Linked DNA regions of Homo sapiens: all the other regions are linked to region 3. A link is a contact called in ENCODE Hi-C or POLR2A ChIA-PET data. All regions are on one chromosome and are shown on one strand. The core of a region is the stretch at or near the end of the contact, and the rest is flanking DNA. Distances in the headings are between cores, read along the strand shown. Region 1 holds the start of COQ8A (coenzyme Q8A). Region 2 holds the start of H2AC25 (H2A clustered histone 25). Region 3 holds the start of ZNF678 (zinc finger protein 678). Region 4 holds the start of TRIM11 (tripartite motif containing 11). Region 5 holds the start of PSEN2 (presenilin 2).

Evidence for each region. Hi-C counts contacts between places; a loop is a spot of excess contacts on that map. ChIA-PET counts read pairs that join two places held with the same protein, here RNA polymerase II (POLR2A). Pooled maps may share reads with other maps.
Region 1: a map of CD8-positive, alpha-beta T cell shows a loop between it and region 3 (9-fold over the local background). The contact joins the promoter of COQ8A here to the promoter of ZNF678 in region 3. A Hi-C loop is called at or near these places in 4 of 168 maps with a recorded cell type or tissue (CD8-positive, alpha-beta T cell, OCI-LY7 and naive thymus-derived CD4-positive, alpha-beta T cell), 6 of 37 single-sample maps with no recorded cell type and 17 of 50 pooled maps. POLR2A ChIA-PET finds 5 or more read pairs at or near these places in 1 of 52 experiments (endothelial cell of umbilical vein).
Region 2: a map with no recorded cell type shows a loop between it and region 3 (6-fold over the local background). The contact joins the promoter of H2AC25 here to the promoter of ZNF678 in region 3. A Hi-C loop is called at or near these places in 2 of 37 single-sample maps with no recorded cell type and 8 of 50 pooled maps. POLR2A ChIA-PET finds 5 or more read pairs at or near these places in 1 of 52 experiments (MCF 10A).
Region 4: a pooled map shows a loop between it and region 3 (16-fold over the local background). The contact joins the promoter of TRIM11 here to the promoter of ZNF678 in region 3. A Hi-C loop is called at or near these places in 2 of 37 single-sample maps with no recorded cell type and 9 of 50 pooled maps. POLR2A ChIA-PET finds 5 or more read pairs at or near these places in 2 of 52 experiments (CD8-positive, alpha-beta memory T cell and activated CD4-positive, alpha-beta T cell).
Region 5: a loop to region 3 is called in a pooled map, with 5 times the contacts of the local background. The contact joins the promoter of PSEN2 here to the promoter of ZNF678 in region 3. A Hi-C loop is called at or near these places in 7 of 50 pooled maps.

Annotation. Positions count from the first base shown.
Region 1 is chr1:226,939,015-226,941,714 of GRCh38, forward strand. COQ8A (coenzyme Q8A) reads left to right here and starts at 1,280. Exons shown (of 15, transcript NM_020247.5): 1 at 1,280-1,385. RefSeq lists enhancers at 1-641, 376-425, 616-715 and silencers at 986-1,295, 1,346-1,505.
Region 2 is chr1:228,456,423-228,459,122 of GRCh38, forward strand. It overlaps H2AC25 (H2A clustered histone 25), which reads right to left and starts at 1,451. Exons shown (of 1, transcript NM_033445.3): 1 at 942-1,451. The coding sequence starts at 1,395. The coding sequence ends at 1,003. H2BC26 (H2B clustered histone 26) reads left to right here and starts at 1,681. Exons shown (of 1, transcript NM_175055.3): 1 at 1,681-2,136. The coding sequence starts at 1,708. The coding sequence ends at 2,088. RefSeq lists enhancers at 1,574-2,160, 2,161-2,700.
Region 3 is chr1:227,562,254-227,564,953 of GRCh38, forward strand. It overlaps ZNF678 (zinc finger protein 678), which reads left to right and starts at 1,303. Exons shown (of 4, transcript NM_001367909.1): 1 at 1,303-1,471. RefSeq lists an enhancer at 1,259-1,538.
Region 4 is chr1:228,405,445-228,408,144 of GRCh38, forward strand. TRIM11 (tripartite motif containing 11) reads right to left here and starts at 1,391. Exons shown (of 6, transcript NM_145214.3): 1 at 710-1,391. The coding sequence starts at 1,117. It overlaps TRIM17 (tripartite motif containing 17), which reads right to left. Exons shown (of 7, transcript NM_016102.4): 7 at 2,491-2,700. RefSeq lists silencers at 1,103-1,342, 1,403-1,492, 1,633-1,702 and enhancers at 2,053-2,102, 2,294-2,700.
Region 5 is chr1:226,869,226-226,871,925 of GRCh38, forward strand. It overlaps PSEN2 (presenilin 2), which reads left to right and starts at 1,391. Exons shown (of 13, transcript NM_000447.3): 1 at 1,391-1,424; 2 at 2,037-2,179. LOC105373119 (a long non-coding RNA gene) reads right to left here and starts at 1,325. Exons shown (of 3, transcript XR_949226.4): 1 at 1,137-1,325. RefSeq lists silencers at 1,194-1,793, 1,804-1,853.

The DNA of each region.
Region 1 (2,700 bases), core at 30-2,529, 620 kb before region 3:
GGGCAACAGTTATGTATTTGGCGCTCAGTAAATCGGCACTTTACACAAGATAAGGTGAACATAGAGTGGAGATACTTCACCTTTAATCTGTAGCTATCTGCTTAGGAACAAAAGGAAAGGCAGTTGCATGACTCAGCTTTCAGTTTAATTTTTTTTCCTTTTGGCAGAGTGAATTTTCGTTTCACAATACCAAAAAAAAAAAAAAAAAAAAAGCGGGGGGAGGCTCAGAATAAGGAACAATCCTTTGGCTTGAGTATTTCATTTCATGAAAAACTAAATTGTTATTTCTTTTTTCCACAAGAACGATTAACAGAGCTGCAGACCAGTGTTTGGGGTCATCTGAGTGGAAATTGTCGAGCCGACTTTGGCTCATACGTTCCTTTTCTCGTTAAGGAGGGAGTGACGGGGCAAATCTGCGTGCTGCTGGTGGCGGTGCCTCCCAGGGCTGCTCGGCGGGGACGCCGAGGGCTGCACCCGAGCTCCATCCCGTGTTGGCTGCGCGCCCTCCAAAACCCCGGCTGTCAGCGACTGCGGGCACCTGCACGCCGACGAGACCGGCGGGCGGACAGCGACTCCGGTGAGGGTACTATCTCTCTACCCTCGGGGCGCGGGTGGCAGAGGCTTCCTGTTTTGAGGATGGCGCCACACAAAACAAGCATCCTTAGCCTGAAGGGCCCCGGCCGAAGGGCCGGAAGTGGAAGTGCGCGGCCTTGCCCGCCGCGTTTCCCCTCCTCGGAGTGCTTTTTGTGGACCCTGGGCAAGGGGCTCTTGCTACATAGAGAGGAGCAAAGAACAGGCATCGCCCGGTCCTTAAAGCGGCGGCACCCTCCACGCCCCGCAGTCGCGTCTGCTTGGTCCACAGCCTCCCCTCCCAGGCCCGCGCAGAGGCCCAGCAAGCACCAGTCTGGAGGCAACAAGCACGCAGGGGTGCCTTTGCGGCCACGCACACTGCATCGCAGTGAAAAAGGCTCCCGTTCTCAAGGCGCATGCGCGCAGGCCAGCAACTCCAAAGCCAGGCCTCCAGCCCCGGTTTGCTAGAGAGAAAGGTAGCCGGGAGGTGGGGAAAAGGAGAACAGGAGGGCCCTGTCCGCTAAGGTAGCCTCCCATTGGCTCCTCTTGCTCCGCTCTCGGTCGCGATTGGCTACGGGCCGGGAGCACGGGCCGAGCACGCTCCCACGCGCAGAGCGGCATTCGGCAGGCGGACGGCGGTGCAGCCAATGGGAGCGGCCCGCGGGGCGGGGCTTGTGAGCTGGGGCTCCCCCGGAGCGGGCGAGTTGGTAAACAGATCCGGAGCGCGTGGCGGGCGTCAGCGCGGTGGCCAGCGCGCAGAGGCGGGCGCGGAGGCGGCTAGAAGGTGACCGCGGATCCCAGCTTCCTGCAGCCAGGTAAGGCTGCCACCCGCCGGCCCGCCGCGTGCCCAGGCGCCGTCTGGCTGCGGCCAGAGCTGGGGTCAACACCCACCTCAGCCCTTCTTGCATTCTCTTCATGTGACAGCGCAGCTTCCCCGCGAGTTTCGCTGGCCGCGAGCCTCAGGTCCGGACGCAGTGGGGGCGCCTCAGTTGCAGGGTGGGTCCTCTGCAGCCGTCTCACGTCCCTGGGTCCACCTCAGCCCCTCGTTCCTGCTTCGGGGAGGAGACGAGGGCCACGTGCAGAGCCTTGGGTCCCTGGAACACGCCCGCTGCTTGCCCGACCGCCTTCCCGCTGCCGAATGCCCGTTGCCCATGCCCTTTGGTCGCCAATACAGCTTTGATGCTTCGCTTTCTAATAATGTTGTTCTTCACTCCCAGACCCCCTTGCACTGTGTGTCTGGGGCTCTAGGCTCGTTGCCGCTGGCTGCAGGTTTGGGTGAGAACTTTGACTTCCTTGGCTGGAGCCAGCTGTTGGGCTTCGCAGGTGGGAATTTTGTGTGAACTTGGGACAGGGGATCCTTTTTGATCCTTTCTTCCTTTCGCTTTTCTTTGGCCTTTCCTCTTCTCCAAACTCTGGGGGGTCTTGTGAGTGGTTTGGGCTTACTCCCCTAAACTCGAACCTTTCCGAGGCTCATTCTCACCCATTGCACAGAGGTAACAGCCCCTCTGCCAAACCCTCTTTGGGCGATGGGGAGTGCTGCAGGGGCAGGTTTGGGTGTTGGGACTCCCCATTTGGGTGAGAGATGTCAGGTTCCTGAAGGGTGAGAGGCTTGTGTGCAGTCTTCCAGCCTGAGTCGGGCCTACAGCCTGTTGAAAAACTTGTGCACGTTCACTTGGGCCTTGGATCTACGTGACAGGATTGAGTAGCTGGTCATGCCAGGCCTACCTGATTGCCAAAGGATTTGAACATTCCTTGATGCCAGCCTGCCAGTTGTCACGCTGTGGATGGGTAGGTCATCCTGGCAGGAGGGCTCTTGGGAGACTCTTCTTTTGGAGGAAGGCCTTTCTCCCGAGGAGAGACAAAAGGGGAGCTACAGGAGCAGCATCTGTAAGACTCAGGCGGCTGGGTGCGGTGGCTCACGCCTGTAATCCCAGCACTTTGGGAGTCCGAGGCGGGTGGATCACCGTAGGTCAGGAGTTCGAGACCAGCCTGGCCAAAATGGTGAAACCCCGTCTCTACCGAAAAAAAAAAAATACGAAAATTAGCCGGATGTGGTGGCGGGCGCCTATAATCCCAGCTACTCAGGAGGCTGAGGTGGGAGAATTGCTTGAACCTGGGAGGCAGAGGTTG
Region 2 (2,700 bases), core at 201-2,700, 890 kb after region 3:
ATTATCGTGGATTAAATCAATGAACCTCTCTCCTCCAGGATTTAGGGGCTATTAACACAGCCATTTCAGTTAATTTGCCTGGAGGTCTCCGACGCTCTTAAACCCTCCATTTTATAAGGAAAAATGTAGTTACAAACCGTTATTTTCCTAAAGTCCACATGTATCATCATTCATCTGGTTCTAACAATACTCATTTTAAATTTGCTTAACTCGCAAATTTAGTTTTCCTTTTCAAAAACAGTGTACAAATTATTTTGTTCTCCAATTTTAGCAATCAATTTAAGGGGATCTTTGATTAATGTTTGACCAACCCGAATTAAACAAACTAAATTCCTTTAAATAATTATCCTATTCCAAATTAAGTCTTCTTAAAAGGTTTATACCTTTCAGCATCTACTAATCTGGTTCCTTTTAAGTACTGAAACTTTCCTCATGACCTTTAGAATTCCCAGCCAAATAAATTAAATCTTAACACTGGTGGAGCTCACATTGTTAAAACTTAGCAATTTAAATAGAAATCCATAGACTTACTCTTCAGAATTAAAGTGCAAACTACTTAGAGATCATAAATACTTTTAATATCAGATAAATCATTAAGAAATTGCATTCTGTACTTGATGACCACACGGGAACCTTGCTAGAGTCAAGAGAACTTGTCACTAGTAATTATGAAGACACCTTTACGGTGAGCGTTATTAAAACCCTACTAGAGGTTTTGGGTGGGACTCAAGAGCAAGGGGTGGCCACCTGTGGACGAGGGTTCCCTGTTGTTAACAGAACACGTTGCCCACCTCGCAAGTATGCAGCCCAATCAGTCCCCAGGGTCTCGGTTCCCGTTGCGCCCTTCCCCATGGCCACTGCGCTCATTCATGAGCCTAGGGTGATCAGGCCTCCGGCCTATAAAGAACTGCAGGATCAGTGCGGCTCTTTTCTCGAGATAGTAGGTGGCTCTGAAAAGAGCCTTTATGTCCATCAAAGGGGCCCCGGGGGCGGCGGGCGGCCTCACTTGCCCTTGGCCTTGTGGTGGCTCTCCGTCTTCTTGGGCAGCAGTACGGCCTGGATGTTGGGCAGGACGCCACCCTGCGCGATGGTCACGCGGCCCAGCAGCTTGTTGAGCTCCTCGTCGTTGCGGATGGCCAGCTGCAGGTGGCGCGGGATGATGCGCGTCTTCTTGTTGTCGCGCGCCGCGTTGCCGGCAAGCTCCAGGATCTCGGCAGTCAAGTACTCGAGCACCGCGGCCAGATAGACCGGGGCGCCGGCGCCCACGCGCTCCGAATAGTTGCCCTTGCGGAGCAACCGGTGCACGCGGCCCACGGGGAACTGCAGCCCCGCGCGCGACGAGCGCGACTTAGCCTTGGCGCGCGCCTTGCCACCCTGCTTACCACGACCGGACATTTCCGAGTCAAGGAAAAAAGACAACGGCAACCGAAAAGCGAGACTAAAAACAAGAGGGCAGTGAAGGCCAGCGAGCCCTTATGTATGGTACAGAGGTAGGCTAGACCGCGGCGTTCGATTGGATGGCTATGGTAGCCAATCAGAAAAAGAACCTGGCACTCCTAATTTGCGTATTCCTTTCCCAGCGATGACGTAGAACAACGTTTGATCCAATCAGAAGTGAGCAAATCCTGAGCCTTCATTTGAATACAAAACGTACAAATAGAGTTACTCCGAGCGCCGCGCGTTTCTGTTTGGAGAGACTCAGCCATCATGCCAGACCCGTCCAAATCGGCTCCTGCGCCCAAGAAGGGTTCTAAAAAGGCTGTCACCAAGGCACAGAAGAAGGACGGCAAGAAGCGCAAGCGCGGCCGCAAGGAGAGCTATTCTATCTACGTGTACAAGGTGCTGAAGCAGGTGCACCCCGACACCGGCATCTCGTCCAAGGCCATGGGCATCATGAACTCCTTCGTCAATGACATCTTCGAGCGCATCGCCAGCGAGGCCTCCCGCCTGGCACACTACAACAAGCGCTCCACCATCACGTCCCGCGAAGTGCAGACGGCCGTTCGCCTGCTGCTGCCCGGCGAGCTGGCCAAGCACGCCGTGTCCGAGGGCACCAAGGCTGTCACCAAGTACACCAGCTCCAAGTGAGGCGTTCCTCGGCGTCCTGAACCCAAAGGCTCTTTTCAGAGCCACCCACACGATCAAGAAAGGGTTTCGAACACGGTGAAGGGTTATGTAACCTAATGTGTCTCCATGCACCCTAGCGGTTGCCGGGTGCGGCCGAATCTGAGCCGTGTGTGTGTGTGTGTGTGTGTGTGTGTGCGCGCGCGCGCCGGCACAGAACGAGAAAAACTGCTCGTTACAGAAATCGGGGTAGAAACTGCTCAGGTGATGTAGCTCAGTAATGTTGGGAGGCGATCAAGGACCCCCTCTCCATCCCCTCCCTCCGCGCAGAGCTATTAACTCACGACGAGATTTCTTTTTTTTTTCTTTCTTTCTTTTTTTTTTTTTTTTTTTCTAGAAGAAGTCTCGCTCTGTCTCTAGGCTGGCGTGCAGTGGCGCAATCTGGGCTCACTGCAACCTCCGCCTCCTGGGTTCAAGCGATTCTCCTGCCTCAGCCTTACGAGTAGCTGGGATTACAGGCACGCCCCACCACGCCTGGCTAATTTTTTGTATTTTTAGTAGAGACGGGGTTTCACCATGTTGGCCAGGATAGTCTCGATCTTCTGACCTGGTGATCCATCCGCCTCTGCCTCCCAA
Region 3 (2,700 bases), core at 53-2,552:
TCTCTATCACTGTCTTTCTCTCCCTCCGTTTCTATGTCTCCATCCCTCTCTCTTGCTCTCCTTCAAGCTGCCTGTGTCTGTGTCTTTGTCTGTGTGTCTGTGTGTGGGTGTATGTTTGCAGGAGGGGCAGCGAGGTGTGTCTGGGTGCGTCTCAGCCCCTCTCTCCCGGGATCCAGGGTGTGTGTGTTGGGGGGAAGCTGTGGAAAGGGTGTTGAAGGAAAGTGACAATCAGCTTCCTGAAGGGCACTGACAGGCCATTATTCCTGTGGCTTGGCAAATTTTCTGTTTGAACTTATTTCTTGTTAAGGGTCCAAGTGTACTGACTATGGAGATAAGAAAAGAATAGCTCTAAGTAGCTGAAGCTCTGTGAGGTACGGAAGATTTTTCTGGCCCAGAGAGACTTGAGTATGGGATTTGAGACACATCTCCACACCCTTTCCCAGGGGCAATTGTTTAAAGGTATGTTGTTCCTAACTAGCTGTCTCATCTGGAATTTGTGATACAAAGAACAATGTATAGCCAGTCAGTGACTTCTGGATTTTAATGTAAATTTTTGATGAAAATTTTAGGAACTGCCTCTTTTCTTAAAACCCACTTGTAATGGTTACTAGTTGGAATGTATAATCAGGGCAACTTTAGTCTATGCTCTCAGGTAGGTATCCTAAACATATGCTTTTGAATATACTTTTGAAAATAGATTCTGACTTTTTTATTATGATGGGTTGACAGGGGACTGGCCTGGGACACCTGCCTGGGTGTAAATACCCCAACCATGCGCTGCCCTGCCCAGCAGAAGAGGCGGGTGGACAGCAGGCCCCCTTTGGTCAGAAACACATGCATTGCATAGCTGTTCTGGACCTGGGTCCTGCTTGCAAGGACAGTTCCACAGGCGCACCGGAATGCGCCTCCCCTTTCCACCCGCCAGCATTCCCAAGCACGCCTCGGCTTCTGACTGTTCTGTGCTTTGGGAGGAAAACTCATCTTCAGGTTTTTCTCCAACAGAAGATGATGATGACGTTGTTTAGACACTCAGGAACAGAGATTGCAGATTGGCTTAAGAGTGCGCCCTTTATTAAAGATGGTATGCATGGAAAGACATGGAACAATTTTGGAAGGATACAAAAAAAATTGCCCATTTTGTTAATAGTCTCATTCAACCCCTTTGCTGACCTCATCTCCTGTCACTCATAACCAAAGGAGGCGGGTCCTGGAGCCCTGTCCAATCAGGGACATTGACGTGGGAACTGTCCAATCAGGAGCGCAGCTTGAGAGGCGGAGGGGGTTTCCGGGATCTGGCGGGGCCTTTGTCTTGTGCTCCAGCTGGAGCTTTGGTCCCGTATTCTCGGCTATTTATCCCCAGCTGCGGGAGGCCCTGGTGACTCTGCTGCTGCAGTGTCTGGTTTCCCTGTGACCTGCAGGTACTGGGAGTTACATAGCTAAGATGCCAGGACACCCCGAAAGCCGGAAAACGGTGAGAGTTCCCGGGAGGGTGTTCCAAGATGGCGGTCCGGCCTCCCGGCGTCAGCACTAGAGTCCGCGGCCCGGAGTCCCGGCTGGCACCTGTGGGATCTGTCACCTCTGGGTAGGGGCGGGGCCAGGCCGCCGCGGGATTCTCCTCCCATCACTGCGCCGCGGCTTCCGCCCCGGCCTCTCTGGGCGGCTATGAAGCCGCAGCCCCGCGGGTCCCCCAGACTGTGTGCTTTGTCCAGAGGGGAGGGTCATCGGGGAGAAGCCAAATCGGTGTGCGAAACATGCGTGGGAAGAGCTGTTCCATGGGGCTTATCTTAGCTGTGCAGTCCATCCTTTTTCCTGTGAAAAATGGAGTCACTTTTAAAGCTTTGAAGAGTTTGAGGAAAGGGAGTTTCATGAATGGGAGAGCGCCCAGCTATGGTGTGTGGCTTGTGGGTTTATGGAGGAGGTGCTTGAAGGAAAAACTTTTTTGTAAGGTGCATGAGGAAGCAAGCCAAATTTAATAATTGACGACAGTTACAGTCACCTTATTTGGACTGTCCAGGTGGAAATTTCCTGGTTATTTAATTACTGATTAATTGGAGTTTTGTGATTGGTTGAACTTGGATTTTGTTTCTACTTAAGGCAGTCATTAACAAGAAATGCATTTGAGCTATTAATATTCTTTTTCATGTAGAAACGCAAGACACTAGAGCCACCTCAGTCTAATTGCCTGCTAATTATTTTAACACTGCACAAGAGACTGCTTTTCCCCTGCATTTTCCAAATAACATGGAAAGCAGGGTCTTAAATCCACTCCTCTGTTCTCCCAGCCTGACTCTGGCCTGCAATAAAATACTAAATTTTCAGTTTCTTTCCAAAATTCATAAAAACCACCATCACCTCTTCAGTTCACAACACTGTCAGCTATTTGTCTTTTATTGCGTACTCCAGGCACAATATTTTAATTAATCATTTTTTCACAGAACATTGGAGGGCACTCTTTGTTGTTGCTGTTGTTGTTTTGTTTGTTTTTGTTTTTTCTTTAAGAAGGAGTCTCGCTCTGTAGCCCAGGCTGTAGTGCAGTGGCGCGATCTTGGCTCACTGCAACCTCTGCCTCCCGGGTTCAAGCGATTCTCCTGCCTCAGCCTCCTGAGTAGCTGGGATTACAGACCCGCGCCACCACCCCCGGCTAATTTTTGTATTTTTAGTATTTTGTATTTTAGTTTCACCATGTTGGTCAGGCTGGTC
Region 4 (2,700 bases), core at 141-2,640, 840 kb after region 3:
GCAGGTCAGCGAGGAAAGAGGACAGCGGGAGGGAGCGCAGGCCAGGGAACGTGTGCCCCAGGCCCTTCAGCTCGGGTTTTATTTGGGTTTTAAGCAGCAAGACAAGGGGAGAAAAGGCAGGCTGAGCCCTGGCATCTCAGATGGCAGAGATGGCTCCCAGTACCCCACCCAGAAATGCAGGGCAGCCCTGGAGGGGAGGTTAGAGAGGAAACGACTGTGTCCCCCTCATCCTGCCCAGTCTGGGGCTTTCCCAGGACTTAAGTACTGACCTGCTAACACAGTCCCTGCAGGGAGTCCATCTAGGATCGGCCACCTCTGAGGTTCTCCCACTTTCCTCTGATTCCAGCTCCTTGCTGGCCAGGGTATGGCCACATTTTCCTTGCCCCCACTCCACCACCTTCCACCTTCCACCTTCCTCTCTTAGCCTCTATCTATGAGAGGTACGCCCCTCACCCCCGAGAGCAGGGTCTCATTGGCGGCCATGGTCCCAGCCTCAAGGGGCCTGGTTGAAACAGGCTGTGTCATGAGCCCCCACAGCCACCCTGCGCGACACCCCCCTCACAGGCCCACAGCAGGCTGCATCCTGAGCTCCCCGCCCTAGACAGAGACAGATTACTCCCGGAGCAGTCCCCCAAACCTCCCACCCGCCCAGGCCTCCCCAGTCCCCGGCTCCCCGACGCCCCTGCACGCCACCCCCGCCCAGGAGCACCTTGAGGTCTTCGGCCGCGTCCTGCAGCGGCCGCACGCGGTGCGCCCAGTGCTCCCCAGAGCGCTCGCAGGCCGCACACAGGAGGCGCAGCTCGTCGCCACAGAAGGCGGCCAGTGGCTCGCGGTGCGCGGGGCACACGCCCTGCGGGACCGGCGACGGCGGGTGCAGGCGCCGCGCCATCTCGGCCATCTTAGCAAGCGGGCGGTTGGGCCGCAGGTTCCTCTGCGGGGACAGCTCGCGGCACTCGGGGCACGCGTACGGGCCCTCGGGCTGGCCCCAGCAGCGCCGGATGCACTCGCGGCAGAAGTTGTGGCCGCAGTCGGTCATCACCGGATCCGTGAAGTAGTCGAGGCAGATGGCGCAGGTGGCCTCCTCCTGGAGGTTGGTGGACAGGTCGGGGGCGGCCATGGCGCGGACAGAGGGGAGGAAGGCGGTACTGTCCGCGGGGCGGCGGCGGGCGGCCTCGGCAGCTCGCGGGGACGCGGGGTATCCGGGTGCGGCGGCGCAGGCTCGGGCACTCCGGGGCGCGAGGCTCGGGACTCCCGGGTGCTCGGGCTCCGGGGCGCGGGGACTCCAGGGCGCAGGACTCTGGGTTTCGGTAGCGCTGGGCGCGTAGGCTCCGAGCGCTCGGGGGACGCGGGACGTAGGGATCCCGGATGCCGGCAGGAAGAGGAGCCGAGGCGGAAGCAGGAAGCGACTGGGTGGGTTTTGTGTGTTTTTTTTTTTTTTTTTTTTTTTTTTTTTTTTTTTTTGGAACAACCCGCTTTTGCCTCCGATTGGCCGCTGCCAGTCACGCGGCCCGCGGGCGGGACGGAATTGGAGAGCTTTCACTTGCTGACCTGGCGTCACCACCGCTCCGGTTCTTGTGGCCAGGTCTTTTACCCCTGCCCTGGGGAGGACTCAGGCGCAGGGGAGGGATGGGGACAGGGGGCGGGGCGCAGGGGAGGGATGGGGACAGGGGGCGGGGCGCAGGGGAGGGATGGAGCAGGGGGCAGGGCAAGGAGGGATGGGGACTCAGGGCGGGGCACACGGAAGCAACTGCAAGGACTAAGGGAGTCCGCAGCCTGGGGCATTGGAGCCCTTCGCCATACCCCTAGTGCGTCCTCACCCCCTCAGCCCGTGCTTCCCAGGGCGGGTATCCTCGGAAGGCCCGGCCCTCACAGCCTTGGCAGGCCAAGGTCAGAATGATTGGAGTTGGGGGATGGGACGGGGGCATCCCTCCAGGACCAGCTCTCCAGGAGGCCCACATTCTTTCTGCGGGAACCACTCCAAAGGGGCATGCTGTTCCAGGCAGCCCCTCGCGCAGACACTCCGGCTTTGTCGAGGTAGGAGTACGCTTACTCTGGAATTCTGCCTTGCTAGTGACTGACACAGGCTGTTAAAGTGCTTGACCCTGCAGGGGTGGGTGGGGGGTTCCTTGGAAAAGGTAAGGGCGCTGTGGAAAAGAGGCCCCTACATAAATCCTAATCTCTTTGGGATTTTGCCCCTGCTCGTGCAACTTTGGGGATCGAACGGGATGGGGGTGGGCAGCTCTGAGGCTTTTTACGGGTTCAGCCTTTCCCATTTTCCCCCATCGAAGGACCCAATAGGATGCATAGGACATTTCTATGGGCAGCCTGGGACCATCCCTGACACAGCAACCACCCCCGCTCCTCCCCACCATAGGATATTTCTACTTCTTTGACAGAGTAACCTAAACCCCTGGGGGGGCTGGGAGCCACAGATTCCTGTCATTCCAAAGTGGGGGTGGGGGCATGGCTAAAAAAAACGTGACCACGCTGTTCCTGGTGTGTAGGTATGGATTTAGAAATCGGTCCACTCAGAACGCAGGGGCTTTCAAAAGTTTCCTCTAGGAAGCATCTGTCAGTATACCCTCTTAATGTTTGACAGTTCTAATCACAATTATATTTAGAATTTGAGAAACCCCCCTGTGTGTCTAATGGCTGCCAGCGTGATGCCAGAGAACCCTGGCAGGTGGCCTGCAGTAAGCA
Region 5 (2,700 bases), core at 141-2,640, 690 kb before region 3:
GGAGGCCAAGGCAGGCAGATAACTTGAGTTCAGGATCAAGACCAGCCTGGCCAACATGGGGAAACCCCATCTCTACTAAAAATACAAAAATTAGCCAGATGTGGTGGCACACACCTGTAACTCCAGCTACTCAGGAGGCCGAGGCAAGATAATTGCTCGAACCTGGGAGGCAGAGGTTGCAGTGAGCCAAGATTGCGGCCACTGCACTCTAGGCTGGGCAACAGAGCAAGGCTCTGTCTCAAAAAAAAAAAAAAATTGAATTACCATGCGATCCAACAATTCAACCCCTATGTATGTACCCTCCCCAAATAAAAATGGGCTCTCAAACAAATACATGTACATGCATGTTCATGGTAGCATTATTCACAAAGCCAAAAGATGCAAACAGCCCCAATGTCCATAGATGAATAAACTGTGGCATACATGATACACACACACACACGCACACACATATACATATACACACACAAACACTATTCAGTCATAAAAAGGAATAAAGTCTGTTACATGCTACCTGAGGATGAACCTCGAAAACATGCTAAGTGAAAGACACAAAAGTCCACACACTGTGATTCCGTTTATATGAAGTATCTAAAGTAAGTAAATATAGAGACAGAAGTAGACTGGTAATTGCCAGGGGCTGGGGGGGAAGAGGGCATTGGGAAGAAACTTCTCAATGGGTATGGGGTTTTTCTTTCGGAATGAGGAAAATGTTTTGGAACTAGACAGAGGTGGTGGTTGCACAGCATTGTGAATTCACTAAATGCCACTGAAATGCCCACTTTAAAATGGTAAATTTTATGTTATGTGAATTTCACCTTAAGTTAAAAAAAAAAAAGTAAAACTACTCAGACAACGCCAAATTATTGACAATCTCAACCTACCCCACAGACCCCAAATCCTGGAACCACAACCCCCTAGGCCAATTCTCAGGTCAGGCAGCAATTTATTCCTGTTCAATTTTATGCAGAGCTCCTGGTGGCTCTGAAGCGCCCTAGGGAACAGACCAGGAACATTCTCATGGTGTTAGCTCACATTGGGCCATTAGTGCTCCTTTAATGTGAGAACAACCGGGAGGAGGAGGGGATGTGGACCCAAAACTACAAGAAAGAGTGTCCTCGAAGCCTATGTCCTACCGCCCCACGCTGCTGCCAGGCCCGCAGGAAGATGACAGGCCCGGCCTCCACTCCTTCTAAGGTCGTCGCTTAGTTCCGACGTCGGGATGACCCTGTCATCCACGCGGCGTGAAGGCCACCCTCCCCGCGCGCCCGGGACTCCAGGTGGGGCCCCAGTGGACGAGGGAACGCGGCGTCGCCCACCGGGCGTGGCCTGGGCGGGCGTGGGGCGGGGCCTGGGCCGGCGCCGGGTCCGGCCGGGCGCTCAGCCAGCTGCGTAAACTCCGCTGGAGCGCGGCGGCAGAGCAGGTGAGCGGGCGGTGCCGGGGGGTGCCCAGGCCAGGGCCCTGTCGCCTGCGGCGCTGAGGGCCCGGGGTGGGGCTGCGCCCTGAGGGCCCTGCCCTGCCCTCCGCACGCCTCTGGCCACGGTCCCTTCCCCGGCTGTGGGTCTGCGGCCCCTGCGTGCGCAGCGCTCCTGGCCTCTGCGGCCAGCGCGGGGGCGGAGAGAGGAGAGTGCCCGGCAGGCGGCGGCTGGGCCGGCCCGGAACTGGGTCGTGGAAGGATCGCGGGGAGCGGCCCTCAGGCCTTCGGCCTCACTGCGTCCCCACTTCCCTGCGCCCGCCTGCCGCCGAGCCCCGGCTGGGGGTGGGCGCGGCGCGAGCGGTTAAAGGGCCGGTGCATTTAAAGGAGCGGTGCACGTGGGTCTCTGAGGCGTGTAGCAGGCGGGGGCGTTTTGTTCTTCTTCTCTCTCGCCGGAGACCTCCGTTGCGCCGAGTCCATTCGGCCTCTAGCACCGGGTCCTGGGCATGCTTTCCCCGGGAAGGAGGCGCGCGGGGGCTCTGCCCGCACGTGAGGGGCAGGGCCGCAGGCTCAAGCCTAGAGCCGGTTTCTGTTAGCAGCGGTGTTTGGCTGTTTTATCAGGCATTTCCAGCAGTGAGGAGACAGCCAGAAGCAAGCTTTTGGAGCTGAAGGAACCTGAGACAGAAGCTAGTCCCCCCTCTGAATTTTACTGATGAAGAAACTGAGGCCACAGAGCTAAAGTGACTTTTCCCAAGGTCGCCCAGGTACGATATAGCAGAGCCAGGCTTCGACCCCAGTGTCCTGGCTTCTAGATCTGCTGTCCATCCCTCCGAGCAGACCTCACCCCTGTTTATTGCCTTAATAAGTATTCCCTTTGAAAGGTATGAACGGTGTTGAGTGAAGTAACTGCATCCCTATTTACAAATGGAGAACCTGAGAGCATTCCATAGAGACGATTGTAGACTAACTTAACTCAGAAGCGACAGCCTGGGGTTGCCAAGGCTGTCTACGAAGTAACTTGATTAGGACCGACCCCAGCTTCCAGTAAGGAAGCCTCTGATGCCTCTGTAGCCAATTCTGCAGACACCTGAGCCTCCAAGGCCTTCAGCCAAGACCTTTGGCGGTAATTGGAGTCTCGGGATAAGCTGCTTCAGGTGTGTGAGCCTCAGGTTCTTCTCTCCTGAATGTGGTTGTGGGCAGCCGGTGACTGGCGCAGGTGCAGAAGGGGCCTGGTTCTTGGCCCCACCTCAGAGCTGCGTCCTCACGACGCCCACGTTGAGCCTTG